2 separate regions of the Homo sapiens genome follow, and region 1 is linked to region 2. The links are chromatin loops, found by intact Hi-C in ENCODE. Cell type or tissue: heart right ventricle. All regions are shown on one strand. Links, peaks and the distances in the headings refer to the core of each region. The heading gives the core; the rest is flanking DNA.

Region 1 (16,373 bases), core at 4,510-7,009, 350 kb after region 2:
CCCAGGCTGGAGTGCAGTGGCATAATCTCAGCTCACTGCAACCTCCACCTGCCAGGTTTAAGTGATTCTCCTGCCTCAGCCTCCTGAGCGAGTAGCTGAAATTACAGGTGTGCACCACCACACCTGGCTAATTTTTATATTTTTAGTAGAGACAGGGTTTCACCATGTTGGCCAGGCTGTTCTCGAACTCCTGACCTCAGGTGATCCACCTGTTTTGGCCTCTCAAAGTGCTGGGATTACAGGCGTGAGCCACCACACCTGGCCTGAAATCAGCTTTTTAAACTCAGTTCTCTATAAGCCATCTTTTTTCCAGTTTATTATATTTTATATAGAAAGGGATTATAGCTCACTGTTGATTTCTAGACCCACCATTCTGTATGGTAGCAATTACCCACAGCTAGTCTAAGTTAGGATGTGCTGTAAATATAAAATCAACAGCAGCCTGCAGAATCTTAGTATGAAAAAATGGGCAATAGCTCATTAATACCTCTGATTACAGGTTGAAATGCTATTTTGGATATATTGTATTAAAATAAATTATTCAAATTTATTTCACTGTTTTTTTAAAGTATTTAAAATATGTTTACTAGCCGGGCACAGTAGCTCACGCCTGTAATCCCAGCACTTTGGGAGGCTGAGGCAGGCAAATCACTTGAGACCAGGAGTTCAAGACCAGCTTGGCCAACATGGTGAAACCTCATCTCTACTAAAAATACAAAAATTAGCCAGGCGTGGTGGTGGGTGCCTGTAATCCCAGCTACTGGGGAGGCTGAGGCACGAGAATCACTTGAACCCTGGAGGCAGAGGTTGCAGTGATACAAAATCATGGCACTGCTCTCCGGCCTAGGTGGCAGAGTGAGACTCTGTCTCAAAAAAATAAATAAAAATTAAATATATTTACTAGTAAATTACACATTGGCTTGCATTTGTGGCTCATATTATGTGTCTCTTGAACAGTGGGCTCATCCTTTCAGATGTGTCAACAAGGTACGCAAGTGTAGGTCTATGATGGGGGAAAGAGATCAGGGAGGGAGAAACATCTCCTGACTCTTGGTTATAATATTCACCTACTGCTCAGAGCTGCCCGAAGTTATGAGAATGTTTATGGATTAGAAGAAGCAGTTCTAGAAGTACTCTGAACACAAACAGCTTAAATAAGAGTTGTGGAGGAGCCCAGGGGTCTCAGAAGAATTTCATGGTACATAAAGGTTTGTGGCTTAGAAAACGGAATCTTGTTATGACTCATCTGCCTTATGATTCATTCAGCTGTAAACTTGTGTGTGTGTTGATTTATGTCCTTTGAGCCTACTTAGTTGGACTGATGTTTTGTGAGCAACTACTATGTGCTATGTGTTTTCTCTGTGTTAGCTCACGTAAATCCATAACAGCATTATTATGAAGTAGTTGTTAGATGAAGAAGCTAAGTTACAGAAAGATTGTTGGTTGCCTAAGGCCACAAACCTAAAGTGGCAGATAGGAACTCAGAACCCAAATCTGAAGTCATGGCATAGTACCACTTCCTCAGTGGACACTTAACTACAGAGATTAATCCTTCCTGATAATATTTGCTCTGGCCAAATAAAATGGACGATTAGAAAATTATATAGTGTAGTTATATTAATTCCTTAAAATTAGAAGAAAATAAGAGGTTTACCTTTGGTAAGCAGAGACAGAAAGTATAATAGCTTAACGAGTTGGAATAAGATGGAATTTGGCTCCACATCTTACAGCTGTGCAAATATGGCACACTTTACAAATGCTCTGCCTCAGGTTTTTATCTGTATGTTGAAGACAAAAATAATGTGTAGTTCCCAGGATCACGGTGAGGATCAACCAACACAGGTAATGCACAAAGCTCTTGTACCTGGTACTTCATTAGCGTCAATAAGGCACCAGCCAGTGTGTACCTCACCTGTACTATGATTGCTAGATATGAAAACAACATTTATGAATCCCTTTGTTAGTTGTGGCTTTAAAGCCCTGTGTGGCTTTTTTAAAAACACATTTTAATTTTAGCCTTCTAAATATACACCTAGAGTAAGTTTTGTAATAGCATTTTCATGTTACAGTATTCCTTTTAGAGTCCATTATAGTCTTTCTGTATTAATGTTTAAAGTTAATGCAGAAAATGAAAATAAATCATCATATATAAGCTAAAATATAGTGCTTTTGATGCTCTTCCCTTGGACTGCTAAATTCAATTTAAATTTTTTCGCTGAAGAAAATTTGCCTAATTTGCTAACATGTTATAGCTTGTTATTATCAAGACGTATACTATAAAATACTTTTCAGAGTCTCTAAATTTAAAAAGCTTAAATAATTTTGAGATTGAAATGCTACTGGCTAAGTCTTTTTTAAAAGTCCATCAGCTAGTATATAGATGAGCAGCTTTTGAAAGTTTAACATTTTGATGTGTTTTTCTTTTTCAACGTAATCAGTTAGCTTTAATTTAGTAAAAGTGAAAAAAATAAGGTTAGCATCATTGTTTTTCGAAACTCTGTAGGACTAAAGGTTAAATTTCTATCCTGTTTAAAATCTAAGGGCATTCATTCTTTAAAAATTTAACAACAAAACTTTTAAGTAAAAATAAAATCTGTAATGGTCCTTGGATAAATCTAAAGTTCAGGGTATTGTTATTGAAAATTAGAAATTTGTGATAGAACTTAGTGAACAGAATTTTGTAAAAGTAAGAAAACTGCATCCTATGTGTTTGGTAGAAATCAATCATGTAGCTTCTGCTGGGCTTTATCAGCTTGCTGGTGACAGTACTTTCTCTATTACAATTGAGCTGTAAAGATAAGCTGGCTATTGTCAATGCCTCTGTTCCTTTACCAGGAAAGTGTACCTCAGGCCTCTTCATCTGAATTCCATCCTCTTGAATGCTTACAAATCCATCTTTTCAGGAATTCCAATGACGCTTTTCAGTGCTGAGGCGATGCATGGCCACGGCTTTGTTTTATTAATCAGTGCACGTAATTGTCCATTCATTCATTTGTGCTTCTGTCCTCCCATTTTAAAAGTAGTCTTTTCCAGGCCAGCATTGACTGGCCACTTTCCATTCTTGGCTCTCTTTTTATCTTCAAGTTTCTCATTATTTATTTGATTCGATTTATATATGCTTTCGTTTTCATGCCATGAACTCCTTTGCACATCTATGCATTAGACTTAAAGCAATCTGTAGTCATTTTGAAGGTATCCTTTAAGATGTTTATCTCTAAGTTTCCTCCAGGCAGGGAATTGCAAAGACTACAGATTTAACTCACAGGCCTGACACTTTTACAGTGTGAAAATTGATGCCTTGACTTTGCCCTACTTTTCTAATCTTCTTAGAAGTTTAGATGGCCAAATATGAAGGATGGAACTATATAACATTTTGATTTCTTATAGTGCCTTATGGTGCTTTGTGTTTGGGAAGTATTTATTTTTATTTTTTAAAAACAACTTCAGGCCAGGCATGGTTGCTCACACCTGTAATCCCAGCAAGTTGAGAGGCCGAGGCGGGAGGATTGTTTGAGCCCAGGAGTTCAAAACCAGTCTTTGCAACATGGCAAAACCCCACCTCTACAAAAATTAGTTGGGCATGGTGTCATGCGCCTGTAGTCTTAGCTACTTGGGGGCTGAGGTGGGAGGATCACTTGAGCCTGGGAAGTCAAAACTGCAGTGAACTCTAATCATGCCACTATCCTCCAGCCTGGGTGAAAGGGTGAGACCTTGTCTCAAAAAAGAAAAAAAAAAGTCATAAAGATACAATTCACATACCATACAGACAACTCATTTAAACTATACAATTCAATGGAACTTTAGTATATTCACAGATCTGTGCAACGATCACCACAAAAAAATTTAAAGCATTTTCATCACCTTAAAAATAAACATCACATCCTTTAGGTATCATTCCCAGTATACCCCACAACCATTAATACTGAAACACCACTAATTATTTTCTGTCTCTATTAATTTGCCTACTCTGGGCCTTTCATACAAATGAAATTGTGTAATACGTGGCCCCTTTGGTGATTGACTTCTTTTACTCAGATGCGGTTTTCGAGGTTCATCCATCTGAAAGCATGCATCAATACTTCATTTCCCTTTAGGGCCAAATAACATTTTATTGTATGGATAGACCACATTTTGCTTATCCAAATATTAGTTGATAGGTACCTTTTCACTATTATGAATAATGTTATAAACCAGCGGTCCCCAACCTTTTTGGCACCAGAGACCAGTTTTATGGAAGACTATTTTTCCATGAAAAAATTGGTGAGGAGGGAAGGGTTTCAGGATGAACCTGTTCCACTTCAGATCATCAGGCATTAGTTAGATTCTCATAAGGAGCAGGCAACCTAGATCCCTCGCAGGCACAGTTCACAATAGGCCTCACTCTCCTATGAGAATCTAATGCCAGCACTGATCTGATAGGAGGCAGAGCTCACCCAGGTCTCACCTCCTGCCATGCAGTTGGGTTCCTAACCGGCCACAAATGACCTTTACTGGCCTGCAGCCCAGGGATTGGGGACCCCTATTATAAACGTTCATGTACAAATTTTTGTGTAGATACATGTTTTTCTCTCTCTTGAGGAATTACTGAGTCATGTGGTAACTGTATGTTTCACCATCTGACGAACTACCAAAATATCTGCACCCCTTGACACTCCCACCAGTGATATATGAGGGATACAGTTTCTCCATGTCCCTCACACACACTTGCTATTATCTCACTTTTTGAGTCTAGCTATCCTAGAGAGCTGAACTTAGATTTCACTGTGGTTTTGATTTCGATTTCTCTGATGACTAATAAGAATCTTTCAAATGCTTTTTGACCATTCATATATTTTCTTTCAAGAAATGCCTATTCAATTTCTTTGCCTATTTTTAAACTAGGTTATTTGTCTTTTTATTATTTAATTATGAGTTGTTTATATATTCTGCATACAAGCCCCTTATGGGATAAATGATTTTTGTAAATATATTCTCCCATTCTGTGAGTTTTCTTTCAATTTTCATGACAGTGTACATGAAGCACGAGTTTTTAATTTTGAATATTTGTTCCTTTTCTGTCTTGTAATGGGGTTATTTTAAAAGATTATTTATCTGTTAAGTATGGTATCAGTTTTTCCAACTGGTTGGGTTATTGGAGCGACAAGTAATTTGGTTCTATACCCTTGGGAATAATAAAGTGCTATATGAGATTTCGTCAGTGATAAAAGGAACTTTCTTAGTATTCAAACCTATTCCGTCTATCTAGAAGTTTGTAGTTGTTATTACGGTTACTGTTATTATTTTAAAGGTCAAATTTACTTTAGGGTAAACTGAAACCATAGTTTTTCCCTCACATCCCAGCCATTCAGGCAGATTCACCAAAGAAAATGATATGTGGGAAGTGCAATTCTTAAAGCTTTTCAGGCTGTCCTGTTCAGTTCCTTTCATTTCACATCTTGGAATTTTGTAGAGGATGAAATGAACAAGTATATGTTCAAACCGATAAAAACGTTTAACTTTGCTGCCATCTAGAGGCAGGTATTTCATAATGCAATCTTCAATAAACCCAAATGCTGCTTCCAAAGATGTGGAATAAAAAGGAAAAGGTGTATGATTTTTTTGTATATAATTCTTATGTGCCTTCCATAGGATTGTACATTTCCTAGTGGGTGCTCAGCATGCGTTGTGAGATTAAAAGGTATTTGTCTGCTACTAAGTGAATCTGAATTCTGCTAGAAGCTGCCAATGGGTTTATTTTCCTCTTGACTGAAGTTGGCTGCATATAAAATGCTGAGGATATAGAATAATATGAATAAGATGAAGGTACCAGGATCTTATTTTTTAGAACATGATTAAGAATTTAAAAGCAGAGTTTAGTGGGAAATATTGGTTTACCAAAATCTGTGTCAAAATACGTCCGTAAGAGTTTTGGTTAGGACGACCCACATGTGGTTCAGTGAATCTGCAAGCATGAAGTGGCCCTTCACATGAGGGAGTGTCTCACAGGTAGTTCCATGAAGCGCACCCAGCATCTTCTCCAGATGTCTAATCTTTTGAAATAGAATACACATTGACATTCCTTATCCAAAATGCTTAGGACTAGAAGTGTTTCCGATTTTTTTCATATTTTGGGATATTTGCGTAGACATAATGAGATACCTTGGGAATTGGATCCAAGTCTAAACATGAAAGTCATTATGTTTCCTATACACCTCATACACATAGCTTGAAGATAATTTTATTTTATACAATATTCTTAATAATTTTGTGCATGAAGCACAGTTTGTATATATTGAACCACCAGAAAGCAAAAGTATCAGGTGCGGAATTTTTTCACTTGTGGTATCGTGACAGTGCTCTAAAAATTTTGCATTTTGGAGTGCTTTGGATTTCATGTTTTCAGATTAGTATTAGTACTTTAGGACTGGAGCATCAAGCCATGGCATAGCAATTTGAATGTACTGGAAACTTATGTGGCTGAAGAATCATAATTGACCATTTGTTAGAAGTTTTAGCAATGTTCTAGGTGTAGTTCTGAATGGTTTACTTCATGCTTCTGAAAATATCAGTGTGTTTTGTCTTTTTTCCATGTTCTAGAAACCAAGAATATTAGAAAAGTTGGATCTCAGGGGATTCGTTGTTTTATAGAAAGATTTATCACAGATATTCTTAAAATCTTCTTTACAAGTTTAATTAACTTTTATACTGATGATGATTTCAAAGTAGCACCTGCTTTGTATAGCATCCAGTTTGTAATGAGACAGTTTAATTGTGGATTAATTATAAATGGTAAAACATGAAACAATACTTCCTTAGCAACTTCATAATCTGTTAGTTGGATGTTCAGAAGACTACTGTTTTATATATTTCAAAAATGTTTTCTTTTCTCTCTGAAAGGCTCTAAATCTAAACATGCAAACCTTTATTAAAGGTATTTTTGATCCAATTTAAGCTGCAGTTTTGTTTGTGCCATAGTATATGCATTCAGGTAGACTATATATTTTATTGGATAATTTGACAAATATAGCATCATTTTAAGATAATCTTGAATATTTAGGTTTGATAATAAGTATTAGTTGATGTAAAACTGACAGTGTAAAATAATTATAAAAGGGCAAATGCTACATTTTGGTATAATATCAGGACTGTTTGAACAAGAGAAGAAAGGTCCTTAAAATATAACAACAAAAATGGTTTGAAAATGTTTTCTGAAATGAATATGACTTTGTATTAACTTGACTTGTTTGTAGGAAGAAAAGCATGAGGTCATTGTTTTCAGATAGAACCAGTGTTTATCTGTTGGAAATCATAGCACATGTAACCAGTTGATGCTTAGCTGAATCCTCCCTACCTACCCAGACAGAGAAGGTGGCTGCGTGTTATTTACATGAGAAAATGGTTTCAAATTGTGTTTCTTCCTTAATTTAAAATAATAAGTTACAGATACATTATGAGTGACTTTTCAAAAATGTTTTCTAACTTTATTGCAGGAAGAGGTTGTGGGAAAGATTAGGTTAGGAGACAAGTCTGTGAAATAAAATCCCTGTGAATGAAATGAAAATGCTTAAATTTTTTTTCCAATATAACGTTCCATATAACCTGTGTCCTGTAATTCCATGGAGAGCCTGTCTTAATTTATGGATAAAAACATAAATACACATATGAATTTGAGATTAGAAGGTTAAGATCATAGAAATTATGACTTTGTAAAGATTTCACTTTCTCTGAAATGAAAAACCTGTGTTATCTAGTTCAATGATTTTGCTCACCACTTCCCTGTTTTATGTTCTTTCCATTCCTTTGCTAAAATGTTGTCTATTCAATACTCAAATCAGTACTGCCACCTTGTGATACTTTTTCTTAATTTCATCTGGCCAAATTCTCATTCCTTCCCTTGGGTACTTCTTATCTGTGATTTACTGGTTTGGTCTTCCTTACGTTGCACATCTTTTATCCCCTTGTTTTGATTAGAAGTTCTTCCAGGGTGGGATCTATGCTATTATACTTTAGTCGTTATCTTAGTGGTCTCTTCTGGATATTTCTTCAATGCATTTGAATAGCAGAATAGTTAACATGACAAATGTCCTTGATCAGCCTCAAAAGTTAAATTACTGTCTACCAAAAAGGAAATAAAAATCCTTTTGTGGTTTCTGTTTTATAATCGTAAATCTATTGCCTGCCTTGCCAAAGCCATTGAAAATGTATTAGTTTGAGGAATTATAATGAAATATAATTTTCTCCCTATTTTATATCATTAAATGATCATTAAAACACATTTTCATGGTTTCTTTATCTCTTTATCTTTGCAGCTTTTGTCATTTCTTCAGGGCTTATTTACTTTTTACCATGAGGGATATGAACTTGCCCAGGAATTTGCACCGTATAAGCAACAGCTGCAGTTCAACTTGCAGAATGTAAGAGTATACCTGTTCTTACTGTCTCTCAGCAAATCTGCAAATCTGATTTCACAGGGCAACTAATTACAATTTTTTTCTAGCTGCTAGTGGAAAATACAACCCACAAAACCCTAATCTTAGTTAGAAAAATTTATACTAGCAAATTTTATAAAAATAAATATTACCCAGTTGGAGACACCTGAAAGTTTATTAACTTTTGCCTTCATCCAGTGTTCTTGTTAATTTACTGGGTGATGCAGGATGAGTAAGTTTGGAGAGCTAATTTGCAGTATGGTGGCTCTAGGTAATAACACTGTATTGAATACTTGAAATTTATTGAGAGTTTAGGTCTTAAATGTTCTCAGCATACACAGATGGTAACTGTGGTGATTGATATATTAATTAACTTGATTGTGGTAATTTCATAATGTATACATGTATTAAAACATAACATTGTACATGTTAACTATACAATTTTTATTTGTCAATTATACCTCAAGAAAACTAGAAAAGAAAATACTGGAAATAAGGAAATAAGACCTTAGAGAAGTCTTTTTTTTTTTAAAGATGGAGCTTCGCTCGTCACCCAGGCTGGAGTGCAATGGCATGATCTCGGCTCACCGCAACCTCCACCTCCTGGGTTCAAGCAATTCTCCTGCCTCAGCTTCCCAAATAGCTGGGATTACAGGCATGCACCACTACACCTGGCTAATTTTGTATTTTTAGTAGAGACGGGGTTTCACCATGTTGGTCAGGCTGGTCTCGAACTCCCGACCTCAGGTGATCCACCCGCCACGGCCTCCCAAGTGCTGGGATTACAGGTGTGACCCACCGTGCCTAGCCTGAGAAGTCTCTTTTTTAAGACAGCAAAATTTCTTTATTTGTGAAATGAAGGATTGTACTTTAATAACAAAGATCTCATCTTTCTCTGAAATTGAATATAAAATATGTGCTGTTTATTATTTTCAAATAACAGGTTTGAATGTGGTTTCGAGGCATTCAAAATAACTGCTTTAAAACATAAGTGAGAGATCCTTTTGTAGTTCATGGGCATGATGTTTGGGTGTTCACGCATGTGTGTGAGACATGCCACCCTCTGAACCTTGTTACAATCTCAGCATATTACCCGTCTAACCTGAAAAAAAAATAAGAAAAAATAAATACAAAATAAAAAATTTTTTAAAAGTGAGAATTATTTCCATACAGGCCACCTATTTCTATCAGAATTTATTTTGTAAAGTTGTCTAATGAATCCTTTTAGTCTCTGATTGCATAGCTATACAAATTCTGATGTTCAAATGCTGAGCAACACTTGCATTGAAATAAAAACACACCCAAAAGTTGAGCCAACCTATTTCACATTATCAAACCTGACAAATAATGATGTCTTAATTGTTGAGGTTTTACTATAACTGAAACCCTGACTGCCAAGTACTATATAGCCCAAATCATTTGGAAAACCTTCACTTAATTTTCTACAAAGTGTATGTTTTTCTGCTTATCTGGTTCTTGCTGTTGTGGAAATGTCCAGTAAATAAAACTACAGAGTTAGAATGTCCCATAAGAAATATGTAAGGGGATTTATTCCCTTGTGTTTTGAGTTTTAGCTTTTATTTGACTTAGATTTTCTAGCAGAATCAATTTCACCTTTAATTCATTCTATTGTTTTTCCATATGGAATGTATTTAGGCTTTTACAGTTACTATTAAAAGCGAAAATTATAAAAGCTGACGTATTTTTATGATTTACTTCCACATTAAATAAAATTACATTAAGATTCCTAGGATTCAGGAACAGGAGAGAAGTAAGGAATTGGAGAAAAAAAAATTAGACCCTTATGTTTGAAAGACAAAAATAGTGAAAGTGACAAGAAAATTTTCCTAATTTTGAGATTTTTTTTTTTTTAAAATGGGGAATAAACTCCTTAGATTTAGGTGGTAGTGATTATTGTATCTTCAGAAACATATTTGTGAGGTAATGCAAAAGAGGTATTCATAGAGAAAAGTCTGATTCTTCCTATAGCTTAAATAAACTTGATTTAAAGTGAGTAATCTATTTCTTGCAACAGAAGAAGTTAGAACTTGGAAACCTATTGATTTTTATGAGTTAATTTATACACTCACCTCTTAATAATACCTTTGCTAGTAAACCAAGCTACGTGATGTTTCTTCAAAAATAGCCTTTGGAACTGTGGTAACAAACTTCTTTTCTTGACTTGTTCTATGCCACATGTATCAAAAGTATATGAATTTATTTTGTTTTTTTCCCTCAAAAGAAACTAAGTCCCTATGTATCTGTTTTTTACCTTAGGTATTTAGGGAATTCAAATTTTATGTAGTGCATCCTATATTTTTTTAATTGCCATAGTTTACCCCCTAAGTAATAATGTTAGAGTGTGAAAATAGGAAGAAGGTCACACACACACACACACACACAGAGAGAGAGAGAGAGAGATTCAAAGAGAAACATGCAGAAGGTCATTCAGACAAGTTTTCACTAAATCAGTTCAACTCAGACCTTGGGACCCAACATCACAAAGACATAGATGTGGTGAATACTGCCAGAAGAATCAAGGTCATCTTTGTGCAATTTGCAGTTTTGAAACATTTTTCTGGGCCGGTCAGGTGGCTCACACCTGTAATCCCAGCACTTTGGGAGGTGAACAAATTGCTTGAGCCCGGGAATTTGAGACCAGCCTGGGAAACATGTAAGACCCCATCTCTACAAAAAATTAGCCAGTGTGGTGGTGTGTGCCTACAGTCCCAGCTGCTTGTGGGGACTGAGGCAGGAGGATCACTTGTGCCCTGGAGGTCAAGGCTGCAGTGAGCCATAATTGCACCTGGTTGACAGAGTGATACTCTGTCTCAAAAATAAATAAAAGCAAAACAAAATATTAGTCTGGATGTTGCTGAAACTTGGTAGAAAATAATGACTGAAATTATTGTTTCTGTTTACTTAAGACAAGGAATAATTTTGAAAGTACTCGACAAGAGGTAGAGCGGTTGATGCAAAGGATGAAATCTGCTAACCAGGACTACAGACCACCCAGCCAGTGGACGATGGAAGGCTATCTGTATGTCCAGGAGAAACGTGAGTCACAAAGACATAATTTCACGTCTCTTATGACTTAGCCACGATCATGAGATGTGACTTGGTTAGTAGTATTTCCTTCAAGTAGGAGGACTGAAATTTCTTATAGCTTTATATCTACTTTCCCCCCACCACAACCAAAGTGAGGACGTTTTTCCGCATTTTGCCATCAGGATATCTAAGTTGGCATATTGTTGAACTTGGGACTTACAGTCTTCACTCATACCATAACATGCGTTCAGTTTTAGCATTTAATTGTGATACTTAATCTCAACTTAAAGTTTCATGGAAAATTGCAAGCCAAAGCCTTTACTGACATGAATCATCCTGGTGACTGTGATAATAGTTTTACCCTCTGGCAGCATTATTTTATTTAATTTTGTGCCCTGTCAGTTTTCAGGCATATAATTGGTAATCATGGTAATGTCAAATTGGCGCTCTTTACTTCCTGAGGTTCGGAAATAAGTACCAAAGCCAATAGAGCACTATTATAATTGCCTCACACTAAGGACATTTTTCTCACAAAAATATTAAAAAGCCATTCGGACTTGTATAACTGGAGTTTTTTGTGCATGTTACTTGTCATTAAGTGGAATTAGTTGGACTATTTTGACTACATTCACGCTTTCAAACCGGATATGCCCTAAGGCATCATTCTCGTGCTGTTTTTGGTGAAGAAACAGTTGTGTGTGAGTTTCCAGCCCATCGTGGACCAATGTGAAAGGCTTTTGATATACTGTATGTGCAACATGATTAAGTGATGCTCATTTGTTGGAGAGCAGGACACACACAAATTTGATTTGATCCAGCAGACTCTGCAAACATTTATTACTGCATGGACTTGATGATAGAGGAACACTGGCTCAAGAGATCTGGGTTTTAGAATGTTTCTCTCTCATAACTACCTACCTTGGCCAGTCTACTGTTTTCATATCTAAACATGATAAAACTAGTGATCTGCCTGGGTACTCTATAGTTAGCGCATAATAAGTAGCTTTTACCCTCCCCCCAGTTCATGAAAAATTACCAATCCCTTGGCTTGTCAGTAGGGTATATAGATTTCACTTAGGACTCTAAGGAAATTTTTATTTTTTTTTTATTGTTATGTTTTTTACACAAGCCTGGAAAGGACTCTAAGGAAATTTTTGAGTATTTAAATGATTTTGTACAGGTTTGAGAGCCTTCATGTGACAGTACATTGAGAGGAGCTCACATTTTCTACCAATAAAATATTTGTCCAACTGGAAGAATTTGTTGCCAGTGAGGGCAGTAAACGTGAAAGTGGTAGAGGAGGTACCATCCTTGGATTTTTTATTCATTATGGTCTGATTATGTTTTATTTCTTGAATACTTTTCTAGGTGTTACACACTTGCTGAAATCTTTGTGGGCACACAATATTTTATTCTAAACAGGAAAGATTTAGATTAGCTTGCAATATTATTTTGTACATAATCTTCAAATATATCATATTCGGTCCTACTTGGTAGTGAGTGCACCCACTGGTTGGAACCATGGTTTGCCTACCTATTGTCAAGCTGTTGGACATTTGGGTCAGTCTATAAGCATAGGCCCTTCAATAATTTGGGGGTTACATGGATGGACTAAGCGCAGTGTTTTATGCGCTTACCTGATGATGGTATCTTTTGTTCTAAGATGCTTAACTTCTCTGGGTCATTCTAGACTGATGATAAAGCCCTTTGTGGTACTGACCTCTTCTCTGATTTTTTTTTTTTTAATCTCTCTTAATGGCACCCCTCACTCTCCTAGGCTACATAAGTCAAGGCAATCCATCCTTAGTACCAGTGTTTCTCTGTAGCCTTGGGACAAACCTGTCTATTCTGTCTTCTTGATATCCTTTGATTCCATACCTTCTCTCCATCTCAACTGCCTTCGCCCAGGTGAGACCCTTGCAGTGACCTCCTAACTGTTCACCCTTTACCTCCAGGCTTGCCCATCATCTAATGCGTCTTCTACAGTGCTTCCCGCAGATCCTTCTAAAATGCTTCTTTGGTTGTGTCCTTGTTTTGATGGACCCTTAGCAGTGTCTGAATTGGAGGGTCTCACAGTTCATTTCTCCTTATTAGCACTCTCTTTGTTGATATTTTTCCTCCCCCAAGACAATTTCCATCTTGATTTGATCTGCATCTGCTGCATTATTTTTATAGCTTTATTGGGTCTAATTGGCATAAATTAATTGCACCTGCTTAAAACATACAGTTTGATAAATTTTGCCACATTCATTCACCTGTGAAGCCATCACCACACTACAACATAATGAACATATTTATCACCTTCAGAAGTTCTTTCTTGCCTCATTATAATCCCTTCCTCCTGTCTGTTCCCACCTATCATCTTCTCCTATTCCCTTTGCCAAGGGATATAAAGAAAAAGGAATATATTTATATGCTTTTGGAATTATTTTATATGAGGAGCAAATATCCAAAGCCCCTTCTAACTTGGGATCTTTGAAAGCGTTTACAATTAAAACAATCTAACCAGTTTACTAAGATGTATCGATTGTGCACTTGCTATCACTGGGTGGATAAGTTCTGTGGGGGACAAAAATGAGATAAATATTTGGCTTCAAGATTTTTATTCTGTAGTTGAAAATGTAAGACACACTTATACAATTAGCAGCCAGTGATCAATATCAAATAAATAAATATCAAAGCCATAAATTGTGTGATAAATGGAGATGGATGTGATGGGGTAGGCTTAGCTCATTGTTTGGACACAGAGTTCCACTCTACCTGAGCATGTGGTGTTTATGTTACCCACCTCGAGGCATGCATTAAATCACATTCTGCTAGACTTCAGTGTAACCGGAAGAGCCAGGGGTTCCAGAGTTAGAGCTATATTGGGATTCCATGCCTGTGCTGACCTGTGACTTGTGCCAATAGTTTTCTGAGCTCAGTCTTGCCTTATTTATAAAAGAGAGGGATTTAAACCCATGTCATAATGATATTGCAAGAATTAGAGATGTCATATGTAAAATGTCTCTATTCTCGGTAGTGTCAATAAGAATAATACTATGCTTACTATTGGGTTCTTACTATTCTTTGTAATTTATATTTATCTCATTTAATTCTAAAATAGCTTGAAAATATCATTTCTCTAAAAAGAACAACTTCAGTCACATGCCCTATTGATGAAAGTATTGCCATCTGTAGGTCACAGGCTCAGTTTTCTTAAAATGTTCTTTATAATGTCTGATATAAAAGGTTCTTAGATAAAATATGGGCACTTAGTAGGTATTCGATGAATGTTAATTCCCCTTCCGCACTGCAAATATTCATCTCAGCAACCTTAAATGATTACTGGGTAAAATAATTAAACATCTTTTATTTTGCAACTTTAGAGCTGTAATCTATTTTTATTTTCCCAGACATTTTTGGGAACTGTAGAATTGCTTGTCTAAGAACATCTGCCCTGGCCTAGTGCCAGTCAACTTTAAAGAAAGCAGCATGTGTTTGCAGCAAACTCGAGGATTAAATGCAGGAGGTCCTGAACTTCAGATGGAGGCGGGAAAAAGGGTCTTTGGTTTAAAATGTCAGAGCATTGCAGCAGCTATATTTTAAAATTATAGCTAATATTGCTTCATATATTGCTACCTACATAATGAAGTCACTACATACGAGAATTTCTATCCAGTCACTTTCCACTAATTAGCTCGTAAGTCTTTAGGTATTTTACATCACATGTAACAGAATTATCAACAAGTATTATTAAGTATTATAGTGTGAAATGGTCCCCAAATGGAATTGCAGTTAATTGTAATAATCTTTTGTGATTATAAAGTATATGACTGCACCCTGTAATTTTAAAATCTGGAGTGGCTTAAGTATTAAACTCGATACCGAGGGCATTATTATTAAAGAAAAAAATTAAATGGCTCATGAAACACTTTTCTCAAGAGGTACTTTTTTAAATTTCAATTTCTTTCTTTTAAACATGGTTCTGAAATGAAGCCAGCAAAAACATGTGCATAGTAGCTGCTAGAAAAATTCAGATGTTAAGCAAGATGGGTCCCTGGATGGAGATGCTATTCATATGTAGAAAACAAGCTCCATTTTCGATCCACTCAGTCCACTATGGTGTTTGGGTGCAGGATACTTGGCTTCCCTATGGGAAAACTGAAGGTCTTCCACCTTGGTCATGGAAACATTGAACTACCAATGCATTCTACGCCCTGATAAATTCCCTAAGGAGAATACTGGACAATAACATGGGTGCTATGGGAAAGGGTTACATGGTATTTTTGGGGGAAAAGAAAGTGAACATTACACATACAAGTTTCTTCTCATATAAATAGTGGAAATTATTTTCATTTTAAAGAGTAATTTGAACTTGTTTTTTCCAGATTAGGAGTAAGAGGAAATAACTCTAAGGTCAGTAGAGTCTTAGAACTTAGTGAAGTCTTAGATGCGTGATTCATTCCTTTATTCATTATTCATTTGTCAATATTGACTGACAACTATCTGTCTGGCTCTGTTGTAAGGATTAAGAACTCATATTCTAGTCAGTTGAACATCACATGTTCCTGCTCACATAGATTCATAAAATCTTGTGGCAGAGACACACAATAAATGGCTTAAATTAGTAAAACAAATCATATTTCAGACAGTGATAACCGCTAAGAAGAAATGAAAGCAAGAAAGAGAGATAAGTATTAAGGTGAGGGTGTTTAGATCTTAGGTATCTCTCCAGGAAAGGCCATATTATGAAAGTGACATTTAGGAAAAGGCCTGAAGGGAGGTAACAGTGCAAGTCATGCAGGTATCTAAAGGAAAAGTAGTCCAGGCCTGGGAAACAGCAACTACAAATGCCCTTGGGTAGGAATGCCTCCATTGTGTTCAAAGACCAGCAAGGCGGGCAGTGTAGCTGGAGCTGAGTGCACAAGGCAGAAA
Region 2 (16,373 bases), core at 6,295-8,794:
TAGAATAGTAACAGACTGTCTGCTGTGTGCCCTTTTATTCTAGTCATTCTTTATTAAGCAACATTTACTGAAGGGCCACCTGTGAGGATAAAAATTCAAATAGGATATTGTCACTGCCTTTAAGAAGCCTAAAGGAGCATTAATTCTTTCCCTCACTTTTCATACAAGATCAAGACATGGCTTGTTCTTCTCCATGTGCTTTATGTGATGGCATTTTTTCTCTATAACTCTTTTCTATAGAGCCTAACCAAGCTGCAAGATCTGGACATGTTTTAAAGAGCAACTTATTCTGGTGGAGAAATAAGAATGAAAGGGAAAGAAAATCTTTAAGACACATGTCCTAAATATCCCCAGTTCCTCCTCCTCCTCACTCACACATGTGGAAAAGTGAGAGAATAATAACATTAAGTAGCAAATATTTTTGTTTTAATTTTTTTACTTGTTCAGATATTTTATTTTTTTATTTCTGACTTTATTTTCATTTTATTTCAGATTCAGGAAGTACACGTGCAGGTTTGTTAGATGGGTATATTATCTGATGCTGAAGTTTAAGCATGTAATAATCCTGTTACCCAAATATTAAACATAGTACCCAATAGGTAGTTTTTCAACCCTTGCCCCCTTGCCTCCCTCCCCTTTTTGGAATCCCCAGAGTTTATTGTTCCCATTTTTGTATCTGTGTGACGCAGTGTTCAACTCCCACTTATTAGTAAGAATATGCAGTGTTTGGTTTTCTGTTTCTGCATTAATTTACTTAGGGTAATGGCCTTCATCTGCATGCATGTTGCTGCAAAGGACACGATTTCATCCTGTTTTATGGCTATGTAGCATTCCATGGTGTATACATGTCATATTTTCTTTATCCAATCCACCTGGGGTTGATGGACACCTGGGTTGATGCCCTGTCTTTGCTATTGTGACTAGAGCTGCAATAAACATGTGAGTTCAAGTGTCTTTTTGGTAGAACAATTTATTTTCCATTGGATATATACCTAGTAATAGGATTACTGGGTCAAATGCTAGTTCTACTTTTAGTTCTCTGAGAAATCTCCAAACTGCTTTTCACAAGGGCTGAACTAATTCAAACATTGTCTATTCATGTCTCTTATCTGCTCCTGTGGGACCCCAAAAGCTCCTCCTGTCTACTTCTGCAAATCCTCAAAGACAAGTCTAGACTCACATTTGTTCAGGAATAGGACTGCTAATGTTCCCCACTTCTGGACTCCTCCACTTCCTGTAAGTTACTTGAGGTAACTTAACTCTGTATCCACCACTGGCATGCTCTGAGGAAAACCCACTACTGAAAACGTGTGTTTGGACCAATCTTGTGTGCATTTAATTTTTAAAACTACATAAAGGACGATTTAATAGTAAAGGACATTCATGATAACCGTTTGTAAACCAAAGGGTTATTTTATATTAGACAACAAATACTCCAAGCTTCATTTATAAATTCATTCAAGCTGAATTGTATAGGAGATTTGCTCAATGTGTAGTTCATCCCGGGCTAAAAGAGCAAACTAGCAATTACAGAGAGCTGTGTAAACCTGCACATGACAGTGCAGTGGAGCTGCACCGAGACATGCTTAGGACATGCAGAATAAATGAGTGATTTGGGTGATGTTCTTTGAATGTACCCCATTAGAATATAATCCACATCTGCCAAGAAGCAGCTTTAGTATAAACATTTAGTATTTATGCATTGTATCTGCTTGCAAGAAAAAGCAGTAGAAACTGAAAATGGCAATGGTCAATTATTTATCTTTCTCCTTCTCACTCTTTCATAACATAAAAAGGTAATTCCAAAATGACATTTTCCACATAGAATTATCTCATAGACGACAATGTACACATACATACAAAATCTCCAACCTAAATGGTTTTCTCACTGGTGGCATTTCATTTCCTTATTTCTCTAGAAAACAATATGGATGGTTTTCTCTGGGGGGAAAAAAAATACACCTCCAAGCTGAAATTTTAAATCTCCAAGAACATGCAAATCCTTTGCCATAAAAATAAAATTCAAGTAAATTCAAGACCCTTCCAGGCTAGTACTGTTCCTAGAATAACATATCATATAAGTTTCTCAGTATTTGAGGTTCTAAAAAGCAACTATATTAAAACTGCTACAAATTTGAATGTGTACTAGTTATACATGCATGTACCTGGCAATTATCAAAAATGACTGAATTTAACTTTATTTTGATCACATCTGCATATGAAAGTATTGGTGCAAGACCATCAAACTGTGAACTGTAAAACAAGTGGCCAAGAATTAGTTTTATATCCTGTAGCTAACCATATACCTCCAGTCTATAAAGGAGTTGGGAGTGGCCAAGAGTTGGAGTAAGGGGTGAGAAAAGATTTTGAGAAAACTTTCATCTACCCATGGTGGGGATAAGATGCTCCTTTTTTCCCTGAAGCCCTGTAAAGAATGGCTTCTGGGCTAACTACGTTGTCTTCTTGAGTTTGGTGGCCATTGCATGTTGGTATCTTACTAATAACAGAGAAATCTAAAGAGTGAGATACTGATTGGATTACCTACAGCAGTAGAGCCTCTGGAAATATTTTCAGAGTAAGTCAACTCCCACTTACAATGGGTCAGAGTTGCAGATTTGCTATGGACCATTCGAGAGAGTGAGAGAGCGCAATTATATTTCTTTGTAACTGCACCCTCCAAGTTTTTTTATTTTAGCTTGATATTTGATAGATATACATATATACCCCTCCCATCCCCTTTCTGAGGTCCTTTCTGAGGCTCTCTTCCAGTTAGAATCTATCACATTATAATCTGAGCTTCAATTTCCCTTTAACCCCCTCTTAATTGGCTTTCCATCACTGAATTTAGTATTGGACTGGATTGGAAGACGGTGAGAGGAAAATCATTGACTCTTGCTATCCTCACCCACCGCTCCTCAAGAATGGGCATTCTCCAGCTCTTCCAGAATCATGTTCTTCTCTATGTAGTTCTGCAACTCTAACTGAACCTAATCCTTTCTCATCTCCTTACACTGCAGTTTCTATAGAGTTTCTCACCACACATATATCTTTTTACAACTATTAAAAGGTCATACCTCCAGTCCAGCAGTGTAAGGAGATGAGTGAAAGAGTTACAGAGTACAAAAGCAACTTCTACTGTTTAAGTACATTATTGTAAATATGCACAATATAATGCTATCTGGTCATTTCAAATGACATTTATGAAAACTCTGTAAAAACATGAGAAATGCTTATGGTAAAATAAAAAGTGAAAAAGCAATTTACATAACATATAGTTGTAGACCTTTTAATAGTTGTAAAAAGATATATGTGTGGTGAGAAACTGTTTAGAATAAAGCTAGCACTTGTGTTAAAATGGGGAAAGTATAAATATTCGTACTTCATTATGCATAAAAATATCTTCAGAATGATACACAAAAAATAAGTAGTTGTCTATTGGAGTTGAAGGTAAAACTGAGCAGTGGGGTACAGAAATTTACAAAAAAACTTTATACCTTGTTATTTTTTTTGAACCATGTGAATGTATTACTTATTGATATTAATATTAAATAAGGCCGGGCACAGTGGCTGACACCTATAATCTTAGCACTTTGAGAGACTAAAGCAAGCCGAGAACTTGAGCCCAGGTGTTCAAGTCCGGCCTGAGCAACATGGCGAAACCTTGTCTCTATAAAAAATACAAAATAATTAGCTGGGTGTGGTGGTGAACACCTGTAGTCCCAGCTACCAGGGAAGCTAAGGTGGGAGGATCCCCTGAGCCCAGGAGGTCGAAGCTGCTACAGTGAGCCGTGATTGTATCACTGCACTCCAACATGGGCGACAGAGTGAGACCGTGTCTTAAAAAAAGAAAGGAAAAAGAAAAGAAAATATTAAGTAAATGCATGTGTGTGTGCATGTGTAACAGAAAGGTAATACACAAAGATGTAAGAATAGTGGCTGTCAGTCTGTATTGACAAATGGTTTTTCTTCTTTCTACATGTACCAGCTAAATTGTCCTCAATGGATGTAAGTTTCTTTTATCATTTTTAAAAATGCAATGAAATATTTTTGTCCAGCTATTTTTTAACTATTGCCTTGTTAAACAAGCTATAATCAATAATTTTCCAAGAAAGGAACAGAAAACTATCATTTCTAGAGTCCCAAATTAATGTAAATAGCTGTGCCAAGGAGTTTGCATGCTTCCTGGGGCAAAATCCGCCAGAGCATCAAGACAGGATCCAAACAGCATTCTGCTTTCATGGGGCTCTTTCATGTAGTGCCTAAGACGGTGCTCCTTAAACTTTAGTGTTCACACAAATCCCTTGGGAATCTTGTTAAAATGCAGCTTCTAATTTAAGAAGTCTGGGTGAGGGCCAGGCACGGTGGCTCACGCCTGTAATCCGAGCACTTTGAGAGTCTGATGCGGGTTGATTACCTGAGGTCAGGAGTTCGAGACCAACCTGGCTAATGTAGTGAAACCCCGTCTCTACTAAAAATACAAAAATCAGCCAGGTGTGGTGGCACATGGCTGTAATCTCAGCTGCTCGGGAGGCTGAGGCAGGAGAATCACTCGAACCTGGGAGGCGTAGATTGCAGTGAACTGAGATGGCGCCACTGCACCCCAGCCTGGGCGACAGAGAAAGACTCCACCTCAAAAAGAAAAAAAAAAAAAAGAAGAAGTCTGGGTGAAGCCTGGGATTCTGCATTTCAAATGAGCTGGCAGGTGAAACGAATGCTGTTGGCCTGCAGATCACACTTTTGAGAAGCAAAGGTCTACCGCAACACGTCTCTGCTGCTTCTAGTGTAGCACAGAGTCCCCATCAGCATGAAAGGACTGTAGACCTCAGAGTGGTCCACAAACCAACTCACGCTGTAGAAATGATTAGCAATGTTATACTATTTTATTTTACTTAGTTGTCCCATTCAAAACTTGTGAGAAAAAAATAAAATTTTAATTTTAATAGATGGGACATATCAAACAAAAAGGATTTCTTATGACCTTTGAAACATCTTACTGTTTGGCATAAGCCAACTGCTTAGGATGAGCAAGTACTACTCTGCAGTTCCTCATTGGCCCAATCTGGTTTAGGTCTTTAACAGCAGTTGAGTTGAAGAAAACAACCCTTTCTTCTGGGATTAAGGTGTCCTCCTCATTTAGGACTAGAGCCAGTGAGTGAGAACACTTGGATTCTAGTCTTAGCACTGTCATTTAGGAGCAGCACGACTTTGGGCAAGTTATTATAGGCTCCTGGCTCTCAGACTCCTCATTTTTTAAGAGTAGCTCATGAGCTGGTAGCAAGAACATTCCGGCTGTAACATCTGAGGCTGATTACACTGACTGGGCAAGCTGCAGATGTCTGCCATATTTGTACTTTATCCTCAGAGCCTTGGGGAGCTACTGAAGGCTTAAAAATAGGAGAACAATACAATACAACATGAAGGGATTAACACAAGAGGATGAGAGGAAATCCCCCAGTTTGGCCAACAATTGGCCAAATGATATTTAACTATGCGCAGCTGCCAAACTTAAGTCAAATTTCACTTACGGTAACCAGCAGAAGAGAATCATTCCAAAAAGCAAGGCCAGACTTGTGTTTACTCTTCAAACAAATAATTGATTTTACAAAAAAGAAAAGAAAAGAAAAAAAAAAGCTGGGCATGGTGGCTCATGCCTGTAATCCCAACACTTTGGAAGGCCAAGGCAGGCAAATCACCTGAGGTCAGGAGTTTGAGACCAGCCTGGCCACCATGGTGAAACCCCGTCTCTACTAAAAATACAAAAATTAGCCAAGTATGGTGGCACACGTCTGTAATCCCAGCTACTCGGGAGGCTGAGGCAGGAGAATTGCTTGAGCCTGGGAGACAGAGGTTGCAGTGAGCTGAGATCGTGCCATTGCACTCCAGCCTGGGTGACAGAGCGAGACTCTCTCTCAAAAAAAAAGAAAAAAGAAAAGAAAAAAACCTTGATTAGAGGTAATTATATAATATCAGTTATTGCAAGTGTTTAAATGTTTGTATATGCTTGAATTATATTACACAGGAATTCCATATCTGTAAACCAAACTCAGGCATTTCATATGCTAAGGCCTGTGATCAAACATTAAAATCTGATTCTAATTAACACTTCCCTCTTGGAATTAATAATGACAACAATTATTTATTGAGTATCTCTTCTGTGCTGGGTGCCTTACATGCATTGTCTCGATTTACTCTCCCAGCAACTGCAATGAGATAGATATTACCATCCCCATTTTATAAATTAGAAAGCAGACTCAGGGAGTTTAATTAACTTGCCAGAGGTTATACAGGTGGCTGAGCTGGATTTTGAACTCTGGTCTATCTGACTGCTTGGCTCTTAACTTCAGGCTCACTTAAAACAGAAAGCAAGCACAGGCAAATTTGCCAGTTGTTAGTCAATCAAAAATCATGCATATTAAATATCTAGACAATCTGTAACCACCCATAAGTGTATCACATACTTGGTGAGGTGAGTCTCACTGTGAGTGACATGTCATATTTTATGGTATTTGTCTAAGAATGAATAATCTTGACTACAACCTTGCATATATTCTTAGATTGCCAGTTTTATATTCCCTTTGGATGCATATAGTTAAGATTTCAATATATATCCAAATAAATATGTTTGCTGTCATGCATAAGTAGTAGATATTGAACATCTATAAATTTACTTATTTTGTGTGTATTTAATTTCAGGATCATCTATCCATATGTGAATCTTTTTTAATTGATCATTTCTTAAAAAATAAGGTCATGGAAAGATAAATACATCTATGACTGTATTTCATAGGTACCACAGTGACATCTTGTGGGAAAAGCATGTTGAGTTGTTTCTGTGTGTTTTTGAGTATTTCAGAACTACATTTTCTATTGACAAAGAGGAAACTGTCATCTGACTGTGAATTTGAGATGTTGGCCATTAAAATATAGTCTTATACAAATTCAGGGTAATGGGTTTTTAATATCAATTTTCAATAAAATAATAAAATATTTCTGAAATATAAGTAGTCTAAATTGATGAAGTTATGAGAAACAGTCATGATAGCAAGAATGAAAGACTTTTAAATCAGTGAATTTTTAAAATAGTTGTTTCTGTTTTTAGAATGTGAATGAAATAATTTCCTCCACAGATGACCTTGGAATAATTTAATTTCAAAACAAACAGATGATGTTAGTTTTTCAACATTATGGAAACTCTTATTCCCCCCAGGATATCTTTTAAAAGTCTCAGTCAAGACTTATTAGCATAAGATTGTTTACCGAGTACAAAATAAATATCTATTGAGTGCTCACTATGTACAAAGAATTATGAAAGTCTTTAATCTTTTTTCTTAGTAAGATTTACTGGTTTGATAAACTGGCTAGAACATATTTGTTAACAAGGCTGAGGACTGATTTTATTCATGTGGGGATGAGTTTTCTTATTCTATTTCTTTGCAGGTAATATGACATCATCTTTTTAATGACCTTGTAAGTGAAACAAAAACTGAGTGCTTTTCTTTTCTACTTCTATTGTTCTATTTTCTTTTGTATTTCTTAAGCCAGAACTTTAGTACATAGATGTTTGTTGCATTGTTATCTATAATATAATGATTCTATATGCATTCACATATGTGTTATTTTACTGTTATTTTTAATACTATGAAACATTCTAAAAGGTTATATTAACTCAGGATGACAAAGCAAACATTCAAACTATTTTCCTTATATTTGATGTGTCTGCTAAGTCAGAAGAGATGTGATCATCGATTACAAAAGGGCCGCTGCCGGATACATCTATTTTATTTTCACTTACTTTATTGCTTACTTACTATGCATCAACACTAGAGGGCATCTGAGGACTGGGCTAAGTACAATGTGTTACTGTGAGTAAAACAAGCCTCTATTAAAATAACACTACAACATCTTCCATCAAAAGAGCTAATAGTGTTTGTGGCACAGATATTCAAAAATTACTTGATGATAGTTTTATAATGAACTTAGTAAATATGCATACGCTTCCTATTAGAATGTTAAATTAAAACACTCCTTTTCGATACAATGCAATAGCTAATTCTGTAATTATAATTAAATTTACAAATGCAAAGTATAGTAGTGGCAATTATGCATCAAATTGTATTTTCAGCTGCACCTGTCTATATTTTAAAAGTCGGTATGCAGTTGCAAACTACTGAACATCTGAGAATGAATACAGAATTAGCTGGGCAAGGCTATGGTCTTAATTATTATAAATACCCAGTCTGTCATTTTTTTAGCATATGTCACCCAACAATGATGTATTAAGTGCCTACTGTGTGTCAGGATACATCAGTGTTCTGGATTCACCTTCAAGGAGCTCAGCCTAGTAGAAGGGAGAGACAAGTAGACAGACAGATGAGGAAATGGGCCATAATAAACAGTGCAGTGATGGGGTGTGCACAGCAAGAGGGGGGAATCAGAACATAGAGGAAATGCTGCAGCCCTTCCAGGTAGTTTTCTTTTCCCTGGTATGTGCCTGCCTCAGACTATAAAGATAGAGGCTAAAGAATAAATGCTGACATACAAACGTGGTTTCAAATCCTGTTCCACCCTTTTACTAACTCTGTGACCTAAAGCAAGTCTTTTAGCTCCCCAACTTTGATTTCCTCTAAATGAAGCAGCAATGATAATACAGGCTACCACAGAGGATTGCTGTGCAGACCAAAGATAATGCCTACAATGCACTTAATGCAACAGCTGGCACTTAATACATGTTCACTATCATTATTACTATTATCACTTTCATGTAATGACCAACAGACCTGGAATACACTCCATGGTCCCAAGTTGGAGGCAACCAAGGTGGACACAGAGATCAGTTACTTTTATTGTTTCATGGTAGATGAGATCTGATGAAGGAGAATATGATGATCCTTTGGAAATAAAGGGATTGATGGTTACCCACAAGAACTTGGCTCCAATCTCTTCGCCATTCTAACCAGTAAATTTGTGTATTCTTTCTCATTCTGTCTCTCTCTCTCTCTCTCTCTCTCTCTGTCTCTCTCTGTTTCTCTTTCTCACTTCTCTCTGTTTCTGTCTCTCTCTCTCTATCTTTCTCTCTCATACTGTTGCAGAGTATCAGTGTGGGAGGGAATCATCATTTTTTTTTTCTTTAACAGGCATTCAGGAATGAAATGTGTTCATTTTATGTCTGTGTGCTGCTTTGGTATTTAATGCATATGTCTCTAGCATAATATCAAACTTCAGTCTCAATTTCCTGAACAATCTGTATATTTAGAAGACTGAACAATATTTCACAATAGTGTTTTTATTTTCTTAATCTTTTTTTTTAAGCATTTGCTCATAGCTGGAAAGGTGACCATAAAACCAAAACCAGATAGGAAAAACTAAGCCAAAGGAAAACCAAATTCTGATTACTAACAACTATTTAGATCGCATTTTATCAACTTATGATTCAATGATGATGAGCCATATTTTGATAAGAGAATAACATCTCAGACCAAGCTTCCCTCTCTAATATCATAGATATTTGTATCATGACAAAGGATGAAATAATCCCACACATTAGGGTGGAGAACTTATAGCTATTTTCCTTTCAGATTTAAAATTGCCTGTTTTAGTAGATCGGTATCATGTGTCCTTTGCCTTACTTAGAGAGTTACAAAATAGATTTCTCCTTCATAATCTCCTAGAGGGAAAGAACCTGTAAGAAGATCTGACCCTATTTTGCCTTCAGCTGACATATCTAGGCTATATTTGGTAAGCAGCAAAAAATCTGGAGTGATTTTTAACCTTCAACTGGTGTGAGAATGACGGACTAACTTTATTTGAAATGGAAGCCAAGTGAATATCTCAAAATTATGACGTCTTTCCTCCCTCCCCATGGTGAATACCACCCCAACCTCCTTTTTTCAAATTAAAGAGTTCTTGACACTCATCTCCCGATCAAATCCATTTATTTTCAGCTGATCTACTCCAAGTTGATCAAACAACTTCTTTGGTAAAATAAACTACTCACAAAGAGTTCATGGGTTGAGCATGAAAGAGAAGGAAAGCTGGGTAGAGAAGAAAGAAGGAGCAAGTGTTATTTGATGATTTATTCTGTTGTTTATTTTTTCCCTGTCAATACAATTGCAGCTAAGACTATGTTTCTGTCTCAGCGTATAAACTAGCTTTTCACAAGCAGCTTTATTTTAGTCATCTACATCACGAATTCATTTTTTGGCACCAGTTGAGCACACTAGCTCCTATTGAGACGAGCTACAGAGAAAGCAGGCCAGCGCTCCCTCTAACCTTGACAGTGGTTCAACTGAAATACTGTGGATGGAAATTCTACACAGATGCAGCATGTTTTTGTTCCTCCAGGGAATACCAGAGAGGGCTATGGAGTGAGTCACCTGGTGCCATTGCCTAGGAAGAAATGATCCCTGCATTACCTGCATTCTGGACCCACTACCTTGAAAGCCTTGCCTTGCTCTATAGAACAATGAGGGGACCCAGCTTCGCATGCAAACTGTTTAAGGCAGTAGTCATTGTCCTGACACTTCTGTGGTTTACTCTATGTCTCAACACTCCTTGAAGTATTTCTTTCACTCACATCACTCTTTAGACATGCCTTTGGTTTCTGAGCTTATACAATATTTTCCTATGATCAGCAGTGTATTAGTTAAGGCTCTCCAAAGAAACAAAAGCATAGGAGATAGATAGATAGATAGATACATAGATAGATAGATAGATAGATAGATAGATAGATAGATAGATAGATAGAGATCAAGTATATATATATATATACTTGATATATGTACTTGATATATATATATATAAGTATATATATACAGAGAGAGAGAGAGATGAGGAAATTTATTATAAAAATTGTCTCACACAAGAAGTCCTATGATATGCCATCTGCAAGCTGCAGAACCAGGAAAGCTAGTGGTATAATTCAGTCCAAGTCCAAAGGCCTGAGAACCAGCAGTGGAGGGGTCACTGGCTTAAGTCTGGAGTCTGATGTTTGAGGGCAGGGGGATTGATGTCTCAACTCTAGAGGAGAAAGTGAAAATTCATGCTTCCTCCACCTTTTTGCTCAATTTTGACCTTCAAGGGATTGGAAGGTACACAACCACATTGATGAGGGTGGGTGGATCTTCTTTACTTAGTCTACTGACTCAAATGCTAATCTCTTCCACGAACACCCTCACAGACACACTGAGAAATAATATTTTACCAGCTATCTGGACATCCCTTAGCCCAGTCAAATTTTCACATAAAATGAGACATCACAAGCAGGGTTGAGCTTCAGAAATTTAGAATTTCTTTCTTCAACAACAACAACAACAAAAAAGCTTCTTTTTTAGTCTTTCCAGTTGACTGAGATCTTCGAGAAAACAACTTCTAAACTTCTGTGTATAATCATCCGGCCTTTACTTAAACAGTTCTCACCTCAACCACCATTCTCCCACCAACCCACTGCCTAAGACTCCTACCTTCTTCCCTACACACCCTTAATTAAAGCCACACATCTTTCAGGCAGTGTAGCTCATCAAATATGATTGAATGCCTTCTCCATCCCAGGCTGGGCATTAAGCATTGCAGGGATGCAAAGATAATGAAAGCAGTCCCTCGCATTGATTGGTGTTCTATAGTGAATGCCTGCTTATAGAATAGGGGCACTTAATGTGGAAGCCTAAGGATGGGATTTGAGCAGACAGGATGATGACACAAGGCATGAATCTCCTGAATATGTGTGTATGTGTGTGTGTGTGTGTGTGTGTGTGTGTGTGTGTGTGCGTGTGTGATGAACATTTTTGTGGGGTGGGCAATGTCTTTCGTGGTGTATAGGAAACGCATACCACAAAACACCAGATATGTTCCCTGTCCTGTGGAATATAAGGCAGAAAGCCTTATATAGTGATGAGCAGATGGGGCAGAGTCAAAGAGATGGAAGGAAGTTTATGGTGGAGCTATCATTTAGATACTTAGTATCACAATTAATATTAAATATACCCCTTCTGCTTCCCCATTATTTTTTACTGTTGTCAGCTGTTAAAAAAACTTTAAGAAAAACATCTAACATAAACAAAATTTTATTTTTACATACAAAATATTTTTAAGAGCATATAATTAAAAGCATTAACATTTTCTTATGCCTGGTGGCTTTTTAAAAAAAAAGTTTTATAATGTCATTACAGTTTTACCTATTCCTGAACAAAGATGATTCAAATAGCACTCCCTGACAGATAGTACCTCATCAAAGCACCTCAGATAACTGTGGCAAAATGAAGGATACATACAGCATCAGAACCTTAAATAATCAAAAAATCATATAACTTTATTATATCCCATTTAGAAGGACAGAAATAATATAGTTATTGAAACCCTAATTCCCTCAGGAGAAACAAAAAGATGAATCAAGAATTACCTGTGTTTTGAGGCTGTTTTTCTAGTTTCATTTCAACTAGCAAAGTTAGGTGGTAACATGCTTTTTTGTTTTGAGCCAAAATTGTCGTTTTAGTTGGACTGACCCAGAGGCAAAGGGTTGGACTCTTACAGAGGCACTGGGTTTGCACAGGGCACCATTCCTGGTATTGTGTGGAACTCCAGCCGGACCTGCTGACTGGTTCAGGGGTCTCCTGCCCAGAACACTTCCTTAAATGTGAAACTGAGACACAAAAGTGGAACTACTTGCCAGTCAAGCATATTACCACATCACATTGCTTTGCACAGCCTCCTTATGAACCAAATGTTTGCTTACTGCCGGGACATGTGAGACAGAGCATCCTGGAGGAGTCACAGTTGGAACTGAGGCTTGAAGCAGTTCCAGCTTTCGGAGGACAGTGAATGTTTCCTCACCACATCCTGTTTATGACTTTGCGGAAGGCCCCCACCAACCTCATGAGGGTCCTTTTACCATGTGGCATTGAGCCTGCATTCCCCCCAGGACATCAAGTTCTATGACCCCGCTAATGCCTCCCATTCCGGCAATCTTAACATGCCTAAAACTAATCAAAATGCCAGCCTTTGTGATTCTCTCTTCTCTTTCCTTACTGCTATGTGCTCCCTCTCTCCTGAATTTTCTCTTCATTGCCTTTTATCTTTCCTAAGTTTTCCCCCTGTGAGTCTGCAAAACCATCTTTCATTGTAAACAAAATTCCCAACACCCTCCCAAACATGGCACAAAATGTGGTCTTCTCCCCCAACATCTGATTTATTCCTAGACCCACTATATCCTGGGAGACATTAAGCAACTTCACTTCCCTCACCATGTTGCCCAAACTCTATGGCATTTCATCAGCCATTCTTCCAGCACTTTCATCGTTCCAGCCACCTAGCTTCTCCACGATGGTGACTCTGTAAAGTCCCAGTCTTGGATCAACCCACCTACTTGTCTTCTCTACTCTTACATTTACTGAATATGGTTGCAGAAAAGTCATCCACCTGTTCAGGCGAGCACCATTACGATATCAAGTCTCTCCAAGTGTCAAACTTGACCATTTTCTCAAGCTCCCTTTTTCCCTTTTTTTCTTCTTCCTCTTTCAAGCTTCCTTTTAGGTTAATCTGACCTTCTAGTACACTAAGAAAAATCCAGGCTATAAGATTTATATGCCCTCAATTACTTGTAGCTGCATTGTAGTATGTTGGTATCAGAACCTCACATTCACCTCCAAAAGGGTATCCTTTTTGCTCTAGACTAACCTGTTTCCCTGTACTCTGATCTTCCCTTCTATCTCCTAAGAGGTGGCTTCATTATGTATATTCTCCCCTTTCTCCTATAGCTATGGCCATTCCCTCTCAACTGGCTCTTTTATGCCAACCCATGAATATATTCTATTCTCCAATTCTGTGGAGGAACCACGCAATTCTTATTAATTGTATATGATTCTCCCTCTAGATGTCATCCATTTTATCCCTTGAAATAGAGCTTCTTGAAAGAATAGATTTACACTTTATTGCTTCCATATCCTAACTCCTTTTCACCCCTTAGCCTATAGCAAACCATATCCTATCCCCAGAACCCCACTGACACTGCCCTCAGTGAGATCATCAATCATCTTCCAGGTGCTAAGCACAGAAGGCTTTTCTCAGTCATCTTCCTCAGCCTCTCCATGCCTTATGACTCTGTTAACCTTTCCCTCCCTTTACCTCTCTTGGCTTCCTTGATGTTGCTCTATCCTTACTTGATACCTTCTCTCTGGCTGATCTTTTCCAATTTCCTTCAAGGACTACTCTCTTTCTACTCACCCCTTAAATGTTGGTGTTCCCCAGGTCAGTGGCTCCCAATCTTTTTTACTTTGTAGTGTACATAGATAATGAAACTATTTATATAACATTCAGGGATAAACTGGACACTCCTTGGTGATATCTAAAGGGTGCCGGGTTAAAAGAAAAAGGAATTACCTTCATTTTATATTGTATTATTTATGGTAGGAAAAATAAAATAGAAAGAACTAGAAAAGTTTTTAAATGTTAAATTTGTTTGAAATTCCCAAATATTTTTTAATCTTTTTATTCTTGAAATGGCTATTCACAATTTCTTGTCAAGACTTTATCATCATAATTTTTTCACTGGGTAGTAAACATCAACAGGAAACTTCACTGTCACAGTAGGTGCTAAAAATATTTTTAACATTTGACAACCATTCAAATCTTTGCAACAGTTATTATATTTCAGGAATTGAATAGCTCTTCCTTTTCTTTCACTGACAAATGTAACATTAAAATTTCTTATGCAAACGTGAATTTCTAGTCTGACTGATCTGTTTCTTATCAAGGATTCCAAAATGGTGGCATTCTCATCTGAAGTACTTGCAGTACTCCAGACAATTTGGATTTCATACTGGCCATAAACTGACAGAATTATCCACAGTGTGTGAAGTCAGAGATTTGGGGTAGCCACCAAGAGTGACACCTACCTCCCTGTCTCGCCTCCCTACCACCCTCTCACCTTCCGTCTCTCTCAACTGGCCATACCTAGAGGTATTTGGGTACCTATACCATCAATCCCCCAGCAACACTACAGTTGGCAATTTCCACGCTGAAGAAAATGTCTGCAACAGATATTGAAATGGTAGATTATTTCTGAGTTTTGCAGCAAAGCTAGAAGCTAGAAGACCTTCATCATGCTAGCCAATTTCAAAGACAACCACATAAGCTGTTAGAAGCACTATGTTCCAACATCCCACTGAGGACCCCTGGAAATGGCTGCCACATCTGCAGGCAATCTGCCTAGGGATGCTGGACACTGCTTCTCCTATCCAACTTTCCTAAATGTGAAGGAATTACTATCTCACAGAAAATTGGTACCATGTTATACCAGGCAGAAAGCTCTGCCGTTGAGCTATGTCCTCAGCCCTCTTCCCATTATATAAAGTCTTCTAGAAAGAGGACATCTGTTTTTATGACTGCAACAGCCTCTTGTGTGTTGGTAATTCCTAGACCTAAATGTCTATGTTCTGAACTGGAGACCTGTATCAGGATGTTTCCATTTGGATGTTCCACGGTCTAGAATGTCCAAAATTTAACATACTCTCTTCCCTTACACTGAATTCCCCTTCTCAGTAAATGGCAACACCATGTTTCAGTTACAGAAACTTAAGAGTCACTCTCAGCCCTTCCCTGTCCTTCACCAACTATATATCATTAGTCATCAAATTGTGTCTACTTTGCTCTCAGATACATAGTTCCTTCTCTTAAGCCTCACAAAATGCCTTTACTGAATCACTAAAACCACCTCCAAGCTGATCTTATTATCTCCAGACTGCCCCTCTAAACAGCCAAACAGCCAGCCTCGTAATTTTTCTAAAGAGTAAATCTAATCATGTAACTCCCCAGCTTGGAGTCTTTAATAATACCCCATTATCTACAAGATAAAGCCCAAATTCCTTAACATGAAATACAAAACCCGCTTAAATCATCTCTCACCATTCCTTCCCCATATTCTACAATGAACTCAGTAGTTTTTTGAATGAGCCCTGCTTTCTTGTCTCCATGACCCATGGTGATACTTCTGCCAGAAATGCCCTTCCTTTCTACCCCACTCCATTTCCTCACTAGGATGACTGCCAGCTGTCTTTTCAAACTCAAATCAGCTGCCATTTCCTCTGGGAAGACTTGCCCAGTTATTCTAATCTCCATCACCTCTGCTGGGAGGATCCATTCTATTCTGTCCATGCTTATACTGCAAGGATTTTTATATCATCTGCTTTCTTTAATGTTTTAGAGAAAATTATAAAGATACACACACCTGTCACATAGTTCTTACCACCAAGGTCCCATAACATAGTGGTTGACCTAGACATCTGGGTATTGTAGAAAATAATAGAAAGCTCTTAAATGCAAGCATGAGGACAGGTTTATTTTTAAACTGTCTGTTGTATGCTTATGCAAGAGTCTTGATTTCA

What was found. Hi-C counts contacts between places; a loop is a spot of excess contacts. Peaks named below come from ENCODE experiments on the same cell type or tissue, not always from the same donor. Only the 100,000 strongest peaks of a DNase experiment are listed, where the experiment ranks them.
Region 1: it touches region 2 in a loop (6-fold over the local background); 91 of 110 quality-filtered maps call a loop at or near these places.

Annotation. Positions count from the first base shown.
Region 1 is chr11:100,924,868-100,941,240 of GRCh38, forward strand. ARHGAP42 (Rho GTPase activating protein 42) reads left to right here. Exons shown (of 24, transcript NM_152432.4): 7 at 8,289-8,393; 8 at 11,336-11,465. It overlaps SNORD13I (small nucleolar RNA, C/D box 13I), which reads left to right and starts at 9,407; the gene lies at 9,407-9,511. RefSeq lists an enhancer at 1,092-1,151. In heart right ventricle, for the core only: CTCF peaks have their summits at 5,515 (motif pointing left) and 5,715; no DNase peak of the experiment used is centred there.
Region 2 is chr11:100,568,785-100,585,157 of GRCh38, forward strand. No RefSeq gene overlaps it. Among named protein-coding and RNA genes, the nearest start is that of ARHGAP42, 110 kb to the right of the region's middle. In heart right ventricle, for the core only: CTCF peaks have their summits at 6,801 (motif pointing left), 7,823 (motif pointing right) and 8,022; no DNase peak of the experiment used is centred there; H3K4me3 peaks cover 341 bases.